2 separate regions of the Homo sapiens genome follow, and region 1 is linked to region 2. A link is a loop called in an ENCODE intact Hi-C map of the cell type or tissue named here. Cell type or tissue: heart left ventricle. All regions are shown on one strand. Each heading gives the region's core, and the rest is flanking DNA. Links, peaks and the distances in the headings are about the cores only.

Evidence for each region. Hi-C counts contacts between places; a loop is a spot of excess contacts. Peaks named below come from ENCODE experiments on the same cell type or tissue, not always from the same donor. Only the 100,000 strongest peaks of a DNase experiment are listed, where the experiment ranks them.
Region 1: a loop joins it to region 2, with 2.3 times the contacts of the local background. A loop is called at or near these places in 3 of 110 quality-filtered maps.

What each region holds. Positions count from the first base shown.
Region 1 is chr1:165,063,035-165,068,418 of GRCh38, reverse strand. No RefSeq gene overlaps it. Among named protein-coding and RNA genes, the nearest start is that of LMX1A-AS2, 140 kb to the left of the region's middle. In heart left ventricle, for the core only: no CTCF peak of the experiment used is centred there; no DNase peak of the experiment used is centred there; H3K27ac peaks cover 1,117 bases.
Region 2 is chr1:164,931,839-164,937,222 of GRCh38, reverse strand. No RefSeq gene overlaps it. Among named protein-coding and RNA genes, the nearest start is that of PBX1-AS1, 160 kb to the right of the region's middle. In heart left ventricle, for the core only: no CTCF peak of the experiment used is centred there; no DNase peak of the experiment used is centred there.

The DNA of each region.
Region 1 (5,384 bases), core at 299-5,298, 130 kb before region 2:
AACTGATGCAGCAGACTCTGAAGAAATCATTAAGAGCTATTTAGCTAAATAATATCCGTGCTAACAAGTCCCATAAAACAGATTTCGGTGAAAATGTGCATTCTACAATGGCTCTAAACACACATCACACCATAAGGGTTCTATCAGCTAATTAATATAGGGTGAGAAATTTAAAGAAATGAAATTAACTGAATAAGATCCTCATAACTCATTTCCCTACTGAAATAGGACAAAGAAGAGATATTTGCATAGCTCCGAGAACATCGTGTCTCCCTTTGACTTTGTTTTGGCCTCTGAGGACAAGAACCATTCCATAGTTTTGTCTTTCTCTTACCCTTTCTGCAACTCTCTCAGAAAATATGCTTATAAAGCAGTTATTTGATACTACTGCCACAGCATGAGCAATGGACATTCTCAACTTATAAAAGTCAGTCCTGATCTTCTGCAGAGATACTCATTCATTCTTTCTTTCAACAACATGTATTGAGCTCCCACTGCATACCAGACACTCTGCATGTGTTGTTGATGGGCATTGCTGCCTTCACTCATTCATGAATTTGACTTTGTCAAGCAGGATAACACTTGCTGGTCAGCACAGCTCCACTTAGGGAAGCTCTTGAAGTTCAAGTAAATGAATCGGAAAAGCTTTCTAACTCTGCCATTCTGTGAGCAGTTTGTTTCAACCCCATAGGGGTCTTTTGCAACTGTGGTTAGACAGTGCCAAAACTTCCTAGCTTTCAAAACATCTAAATCAGAAAGTTGCACTAAATTGATTGATGAACACATATGTGATCAAGTACCATTCCATCCCTTTACACCAGAGATGTCCTGGCAAGGGATATGGCCTGATTATGAAAATGTTGTCATATAAGTTCATGTTAAAATTAATTTTCTCAGTCCAGGCATGGTGGCTCATGCCTGTAATGCCAGCACTTTGGGAGGCCGAGGCAGGCAGATCACCTGAGGTCAGGAGTTTCAGAACAGCCTGACCAACATGGAGAAACCCCATCTCTACTAAAAAGATCCAAAATTAGCTGGGTGTGGTGGCACATGCCTGTAATCCCAGCTACTCGGGAGGCTGAGGCAGGAGAATTGCTTGAACCCGGGAGGCGGAGGTTGCGGTGAGCTGAGATCATGCCATTGCACTCCAGCCTGAGCAATAAGAGCTAAACTCTGTCTCAAAAAAAAAAATTAATTTTCTCTCCTTCCTATATCAGACTTATCCTCCAAAAGAAATCATGGTTACATACATTTCGTTCTCTGGCTTATCAGTTAGGGAATGGATGGTAGAAGTACATGGGTTTTCTGGGTGTATGGTCTTTAAGTATGAAATCAACATCCAATTACTCTAAATATACATGTGGTTTGTAAATTATTTATAACCAGTAAGAGAAATAGCCAGTAAACAATTGCGATCGGGTGTGATAGATCAACAATAGAACTATATTGTAAAGCCTGCTAGTTGCATGAAGAATGGAGTGGCCATTGCTGCTTTGGCTGGAGGGTTGGGAGTGACTTCTCAGAGGAAGGCATGAAACACTGAGTCAGGGAAATACGTTCAATTTAGAGGACAAGGGTGGGAGGAATGAGCATTTCAGGCAGAGGAACTAACAAGGTAAAGCTTCCAGTAGAATAGGATGGTAAGGTCAGGATTGCATTGGTAGTTTGGTACTACTGAGGCATCTGGTACAAGGTGGAGAACTGCTAGAAAGGGATTCAAGAGATATGTGGGGATGGCATAGCAAAGAGCAAAACTTAGGTTATATTATGTATGCTAAGCTATTTGAAAGCAACACTGCCTTATATTCATCACTGCATTACCCATAGCATAGCATCAAACATGGTGCTTGCTCTTATTTGATGCTTATTACTTATTATTTACTTACCTGTTGAATGAAGTACAAAAACAATATTTTCAACCATTTATTGACTGTATTCTATACAATTAGCCGGATCATCAGTATGATAAATAGAATCTGATCATGCACTATTCCTAACACGTGGAAAGCAAGACACCTTTAAATAAGAATATGCTAGGAATAAGTTGCCAATCACTGATTGGAAAAACATATACTAGAGGGAATGCAGTTGGATCTGTGGGAGGAGAACTGTATAGAGGGGTTTTGGAGGATGATTGCTTTTTAAGAACCATGCACCTGAAACATGATGGAAGGGTACAGTATGTGCCCAACTCTGACACCCTTGCTGACCTACAGAATATAATGCAAGCCACATACATAATGCAGTAAAATGGCTACATTAAAAAGTTAAAAGTAACTAATGAAATTGACTTTAATAATATTTTATTTAACCCTTTATAGGTAAATTATTTCAATATGTAATCAATATAAAATTATTAGTAAGAAATTTTACATTCTTTTTAAAAATTACATCTCCAAACTCTGGGGTATCTCACATTGAATACGTTTCAATTTGGACTAACCACATTTCCTTTTTTTTTTTTTGACAAGGAGTCTCGCTCTGCCACGCAGGCTGGAGTGCAGTGGCGCGACCTTGGCTCACTGCAAGCTCCGCCTCCCAGGTTCATGCCATTCTCCTGCCTCAGCCTCCCTAATAGCTGGGACTACAGGCGCCTGCCACCACACCTGGCTAATTTTTTGTATTTTTAGTAGAGATGGGGTTTCGCCGTGTTAGCCAGGAAGGTCTCGATCTCCTGACCTCGTGATCATCCCACCTCGGCCTCCCAAAGTGCTGGGATTACAGGCGTGAGTCGCTGTGACTGCCTGGACTAGCCACATTTCAAGTGCTCAATAGCTATGTATGACTAATGGTGACTGTATTGGACAGTGCGGTTTTAGTCCATCTCCAAATAACCTGAAGACAGAAATCACCAAAATGCTGCCATAAGTGTGGTTGATCAGCAGGTTATTGTCCTATACTAAAGATCAATTACTTTCAAATTGATAAAGTGAAGTCCATGCCTAGTTTTCTTGCACCCTGGGGTGGTGATATCCTGTTGCATGCTGACTTTCATCGTGGCTGTTAACTCTCACAAGAGGCCACAGAGGAAAGTGAAAACAATAATCCCTAAGATTTATTGAATACTTACTATGTGCCAGACACTTCCTGTGGATTATTGCATTTAATTCTCACAATAAACTTATGAGATAATTGCTCTCAGTATCTTCTGAAACTCCACAAGTAAGTTACCCGCCCAAGTTACATGAATGTGAGTAGAAGGAGGGACGGGATTCCAGTCTAGGCACATGACACTGGCTGCATCACTGTTCTGCCTCCTAGCCAGCATGAGTGCCTTCAGTAATGAGCCCACATCTTTGACATATAAGACTTTGGTTCTAGTCAACCAAATTCAATCCAGCGAACCTTCCCACAAATAGACTCAACAGTCAACAAACAACCTTAAGCATCCAGACTCTGGGTAGGAAGAAATTAATAAGGCACTAAACCTGTTCTAGGAGCTTATGATTTAGTGAGAAAGACAAAGACTTTACGAATTGAAAACTATTCATACATTAGTGTTACTAAGAAGGTAGAACCCCAGGTCCAAGGAAGAAGAATGTATTCAATTCAGCTGGAGGAAACTAGAGAAGATTTTGGAAGGAAGGGCCTCAGTGTCGCATCTGGAAGAATAAGCTCCCCTGGTCCAGATTTCAGTCAATAACTTTTCATTATTTAATCAAATGAGTCAGTTTACCCAAGGGACATAATATGAGTAAAATGGAACCCATGAACTAGTTTTCCTTCTTCATTTGAAGGTCTCTTTTCTCCAGTATAGAGTTTGTGTATACTCAGGAAATTAATTAGGTGAGTCGAGTAGCGTTTATCTTAATGAAGTGAATTCAACCAGTAAAGAACAACAGGTATCAGGCGGAGTTCTGGCCTTGGGATTCCCATCTTTCCTGGCAACCAGACTTTTTTCCTAGTAAAAAGTCATCTCCAAAACATCAGATATTGATCTTGTGTGTTTGCACTGAGTGAGGATTACTGTTATTTTATTAGACTTTTACTTTAATATATGTATTGGTGTGCAATACAAGATGTATTTCATACAGTGGGTATGGTTGTAAAAATTCGAGAACCACAGCTCACTGTGTGTGTGATGGTTGAGAAGGAGGTGTCTTTGTCTTGCCTGACACTGGTCTGGCTGTGTCTCCTCCCGTCTCTATCAGCCCTGCTACAGGCTGCCCTTCACTTTGGTACTGTCAGCTTTGCAGAACTCTTGGACACAGCTCTCTCAATAATAACATGTGTGTTTTCTGCCAGGATGCTTGTTAGTGAGGAGTGGATTTGGGGTGGCCACACATCCCTAACTTCCTCACCTTCATTCTCCATAGTACCTCTCCCCAAGCCCTGAGGTACACCATCCTCGACTGAAGAGTTGAGTCTCTTACAGAAACAGAAAAATCTTGATTTTTCCCTTAGCCTGTGACAAAAGCACCCCAGATGTTAAAATATTCACAGGGAGAGCATTCACTGACATCTGCATTTCTTAATCTTATTTCTTGGCTTAGTCTGCTTTCCTCTATAAGGATACCTCTTTCTCTAATGTCCACTATGCCAATGGCCCTGACAACATTCAGGCAATCTTACAGCAGCCTGGGATTCACATCCTTTCTGGCAGCTGGACCTATTTGCAAGTCTGAGTTTCCATTACGGAATCATGCTCAAGACATCAGCCAGGACAGTCCACCCAGGCACACTGCGTGTGTGCGTGCACACACATGTGAGAGAGAGAAAGAGAGAGGTACACATCTGTTTGTGTTTGCACATACATGCCCTCCACTGGCAGGGAAAGATTTTGACATTCCCTGTCCTCCGGAATTGCTCAGGGCAGATATAGGCAAGCTAAATCCCATTCATTTTGAGTTGTGAGTTACCCATCTGCCTCTCATTCTTTCAAACGCAGATGAACTATTGGATCAAACAAGTTTACACACACACACACAAACACACTTCCCAAAGACCAACATTAATCACTCAAATACTACAATTTACACCAGTTGTTTTTAAATGAAACATGTATTAGGAGCATTACTGGAGCTTGTTAAAATTTAAATTCTTGGGCCCTCATCCAAGGAATTTTGGTTTTGGAAAGCTGGGCAGGGCCTTATAATGTGAATTATAATAAACACTCCAAGCGATTCTGATGCAATCCTAAGGACTACCCTTTGAAAAAAGTTTCTGTACTTCTTTGAGCCATTTTCCTACTGCCAGCCACTACAACTGGCAAGGCCAGCTCTCCACAATGGAGTCAGGACTTCATATAATTATGCAGTGTTTTTGTTCTTTTTTTTACCTCTAGTCTAAGACCCCTCTTGCCCTTACCTTTACCACAGGCCTAACTAGAAAAAGAATCTAAATGGACTCTTTACAGAGCTATCAACTTAAGTGGTAGGGCTATC
Region 2 (5,384 bases), core at 194-5,193:
ATACATTAAGAGCAGGCAAGATTTTCTTTTGGAAGCTTTCTGGACAAGGAACTGAGATTTTTTCCCCCTGGTTCATAGTGGGAATATGACAGTTAAAAGCATGCTTTGGAGTCAGTGGGGGCTCTCTGAACTTGATTCAGTCTCTTAAAATCCCCACCCCCATCCCAACTCACTGCTGCTGTTTGTTCACTCTGCAAAAAGCATCCGGGCCTAGAGGAATAGTGTGGGCTGATGCCTGCACCCTCCTAGAGAAAGGAACTGTTTCCTAATTCACCTGAGATGCCCTCTGGTCACCGAGATGTTTTCTGAGGTGTTGCTATCTCACCCAACGGGCACATATGGTCAATTAGTTACCTTGCTGCTATTAAGTTGAGGGGGGTTGTTTCCCTTTTATCACAATTCTGGCAGTTGCATTATTTTCCAGAGGTTATGGTGCTTGAATATTATTTGGGAAATATGCATATTCCTAATTACATTTTAAGAAAACCTCAAGACTTATCAGAAGCAGACATGAATTTTGGAAAAGAGAAGTAATTGCAATTTTATTCTCTAGCAAAAAGTCAAGGACCAATATAAGGGCTAAGAGTATGTTCTGGAGTTACAGAGTTGAATCTTGGTTAAACCACTTAATTGCTGTGTGCTTGTGGGCAAGACATTTGGCTTCTCTGTGCCTCAGTTGCTATGTAGTATATCAATGCAAGAGTTCATTAATTGCATTAGTGAATTAAAACAGTGCCTAGCACATTGTAAGACCTCTATAAATGTTAGCTATTATTATTAATGACCACAATATCACTTGCTACTTAATAAGATATCTTTTTCAATGTTCTCTCTGATTTCAAGAAAGCTGAACATGTGAAGGAAACCTTTTCCCAACTTGTTTGGACAATGATACAGGTTTAACCCATATACTCTTCACTTACTGTTAAGAATTCTTGGGTAAAACTTCCTGTTTTCAGTGAATATCCACACTACTAGACATCTCATTCTCTTATTTGAGGAGATGTGAAACTAAGTCTTTACTTAAAAGATTGTAACAGTTACCATCCTGTCCCCTGACATCCTCTTTGCCTTGCCCATCTCCGAGAGCCTTGGGTGTGGTGGTGACCAGTTCTGTGTAGACAACACGGACTTCATGCCTGACATGTTGCACCTCTCTTCATGCTTCTTCACACACATACTGCTCTATACTGCTCTCTTTGCCTCCTGCCCAGGGAAGTCCCTGTTATTGCTAAACCATAAACAACCAGGAAGAACAGGGGAGTTAACTTCCCCGTGAGTTGAACCTTTACCTAATGTGAGAAGGGGACATCCGATGAATTCTTCTGTCTTCCTTCTCCTGGATGGACTGTCCTGACAAGCAACTATCTATAAGGTGCCTCAGAAGATGGCCCTGTGGGATCCAGCAGTCACTTGCGCTTGACGCCAGAGGCTGGACAGCTTGGAAACCTCTCACACCATCTCTCCCTTTTTCCCTGCCCGCGGCCCATTTTCCCTCACTTCTGCTCCCCTGGGATCGCACTCCTGAATAAAGTCGTGGCACTTAGGCTTTTGCCTCAGGCTCTGCTTCCTGGGGAACCCAGTCTACAGCAAAATCTATAGCTTTAAATTTTAAGAAAGATGAGCTTCTTTTCAACCTGCCGTCATTTATTTTGCATATTTGCATATTAGAAGCTCCTATCTTGTTTGATGCATTGATTCTTTACAGGGGTTTGAATCTTGATACCAACAGAATTCTTTATGAAAATTTGATTTAATCATTCAGAAACTCCTTCAATGATTTTTTTTCTCTGCAGGGTCTGAAGAAATCTTAGATATAGAGCAAACTTGTTGAGATATACATCAAACTGAGAATCTGAGAATGGTCACCTCCATTCTTGGCTGACAGCTGTCAGTTCTAACCCCACCTAAAATGCCCAATATACCTTCAAGATTATTTGTCATTGAGACCTCATAACTCTATTCCGCTGATCCTTTAGGAGTTTCAGATATGCTTTTGCAAATGTTATTAGGTATTCCTATCTTCTTTAATCCCCTTTATGTCAATAGGATGACCTACCTTTCTTTAATCTCTTTACAATGGCATTCTTCTACCCCCTGCCCCACTTCTTGCAAATAGTTTCAGGACGCCCCCTCCCCCCGCCCGCCACCCCGTTTACTGTCACATAATGGCTTGAGTATTTACTGTTATGTATACACACCGAGTGTCACATGTAACAAGATATGATATGAATTTGACTCAGGTGTATTGGGACTTTTTAAATAAGCCTTAGCTCAATATTATTCACCAGGAAGCCATTTATTATTGAGTTATGTTTATGATTGTATGGCTATATGGAAAAATAATACCTGCTAAAAGACCCAGCATGTTTTAATGGCTCTTTACTTTCTCCTCTTTCTCCTCTGCTGACTTGAGCTCTTTTCCCATTTTTTCTTCTTACTGAGTGGCTAATTCTTGAGAAAGGGGACACTCTTATTTCCACTCTCTCTGGGTTTGTTCTGTCTCTTCTTTAATGATAGGAACAAAACTGTAACATAAGAGAATAGTTTGAAGTATTATCCTCAGCCATCTTCCTTGGTAAATCTTCCCACCACCTCCTTTCCTCTCCAACTCAGAGAATAGTGAGATATTCTTTGCTCACTACCCAGAATGTAGAGATGCAAGGAGAAAACAACAGAAACCAAAGTTTAGCTTCTGTGTTCTTAATATAGAATTTCCAAATTCAACATTTTGGGAGGAAAAAAAAAGGAGGGAGGTGGGATGTTTTGAACTCCCCATACGTAACTATTGAATAATGAAAAATAAGATTCTTAAGGACATAGGGAATAAAAATTTTGTCATATAAATTGACTTGGAAGAAGATGTGCTGAGCCCTTTTCTCCCATACAGAAGACAATCTGGGCCGGCGCAGGGGCTCACGCCTGTAATCCCAACACTTTGGAAGGCCAAGGCGGGCAGATCACTTAAGGTCAGGAGTTTGAGACCAGACTGGCCAACATAGTGAAACCCCATCTCTACTAAAAAAATACAAAAATTAGCCAGGCCTGGTGATGCGTGTCTGTAGTCCCATCTACTCGGGAGGCTGAAGCAGCAGAATCGCTTGAACTCGGGAGGCAGGGGCTGCAGTGAGCCGAGATCACTCCACTGCACTCCAGCCTTAGTGACAGAGCAAGACTCCATCTCAAAAAAAAAAAAAAAAAGAAAAGAAAAGAAAAGCAAATCTGAGTTCCTTGAGAGATGGAGGAGAGGCAGAGAGGAGAAGGATAGAATTAGACTTTGTTGTGGGTCTCTCAGAAGGATCTATGCATCCCCTGCACCCAGCTCCACTCCCACTCCCCAGATTTAAAGTCATATAATACTGAGAAGTTTCCCTGAAGCATCTTAGTGCTCTATCAGGACTGTAGAAATAGTGGCTTGTCTTTTCTAAGTAGAGAGGGTCTGCAGTACCCGAATTATTTTCTCACGATCCTGCAATGGTGCTACAGAATCGGGTCTGGGTGTCCTTTGGGAGGGGCTCTGCAGTAGCTGTGAGGGGGTGAGCAGAGCCAAAACGGCCTTGCATTTGGGCAATGAGGGGAGCTATGATATGACTTCCAGGAACTAATGACCAAGATCAGACATCATCATGGATGCCAGAGGAGACTATGGGTGCTGTGGACTAGGAGTGTCGCCTGAGAAATCATAACCACTATATGCGTTAACTGGGACTATTAGATAGGAGAGTTCTTCAAAACTTGTGACAGATTGAAGACCTGCTATAAGCTCAAGCCTCCTCGGGGCCTAGATAGTCACTGTCACTTAATACTGGGACTTCTGCAGTTCTACCTTGGAAGCTGGAGGTGAAGTCCTCTTTTCTTACTTCGTTGCAGTCCTCTAAACCACCTAATTTGTCACCCTACATCCACCATTTACAATGAACACCACTATAAAAGTAAGTGGAGAAGTCACTGGGCTTAGAGAATTTAGCATCTCATGTTCAGCTGCTCATCTTTCCCTTGCTAGAAGACTTTGTGCTGTCCCTTCACGGTGCCTTTCTTCGGTGAAAGGAAACAATAATATTTATATCCTATTCATAGGAAGATGGAAATGCATTACATGAACATATGAGCTCTAATGGACTTTAAGTTCTAAGGAAAAAGTTGCTGAACACGGATAATGTGCTTTTTAAAAACTGGCCATTGCACACAGAGCCAGATACTTTAACACCACTGCATTCTTTCTTTCTCTCTTTTTTTTTTCCTACAAGATGTCATATTGTGTCTTTGCAAGGCTTCCAGCAAACAGGAGGGCTCATCAATTTCAACCTAAAGCTATTAAAATGTTACTTTGTTAGCAATAATTAAGGTGTGCAGCCAGGGCTCCCTATAGATCACACTCAGAATCAGGGTCATATTTTTCTCCTATAGCACCTCAGGCATCTTAAATTACCAAGTAGTCAGGGGAGGAGGGGCAAGCTGGGGGCTGGGCAGGAAAGGAAAAAGGGAGGAAGACGCTTGCCTTACACATAAAAGTAGAAATAACAAACGACTCTTTTCCTATGAGAAAAGAAGGGATTAGCGTAGGACTCTTTTCCTACGCCAAGCCCTCATAAAAGTTTTAAAAAATATTTTCTCTCAATCTGTTGAAATGTTTAGAAACAAATGTTAGACTGATTTAAAAAAACCATTTTTTAATTAGATTTTTTAAGTCATCAGAGGCACTAAAATTCCCCTTCAGCTTTAGCTGATAAAATTTCTGCATTCTATACCACAGCACGAGGAAACATTATGTCCTCTATGTCATGTTTTCTTCTTCCTTTTATTTTCCTTCTCAATCTTATTTCCCTCTCTGGATTGTGTCTTCAGCTGCACAAGGAAACTGTGCTTCTTTGCTCTTTCTTTTTCTGTGCTCTTATTCACCCCACCCACCTTGTAACACTCTCATGAAATCAGAAAATCATGAAAATGAGTCAAAGAAAGCTTCCTATAGAAAAATCCCTTGTATGAAAATTTTAAGTTGCAGGGTATTCAAAGGAAGGCTCATGGAACCTTGAAATTCAAGTTTATGAGGAAACACTAGAAGCAAAAAAAGGCTGGGACTGTGAAACCTGGAAATAGAGTCAACTGTCTAATGTGAGGCTGATAATAGGTAAAAATATGTTCCTGTTTCTGATTCTCATTCTCCCTGTGTGCATAGGGACTCTAGGGTACAGGAAATATATTGCACTGTACATTGGAGATGTTTTTGATCATGAAAGAAATCCAGGATCCTTATGAACCTATGGGGTAGAAGTTTGATGCAATGAAATAGTTCCAAATGTGGAGATGGGAGACCTAGGTCTTATTAGCTATGCGACATTGACCTCGACATCTAAGAATCTCCTTTTTTCTTCCATTAAATGGAG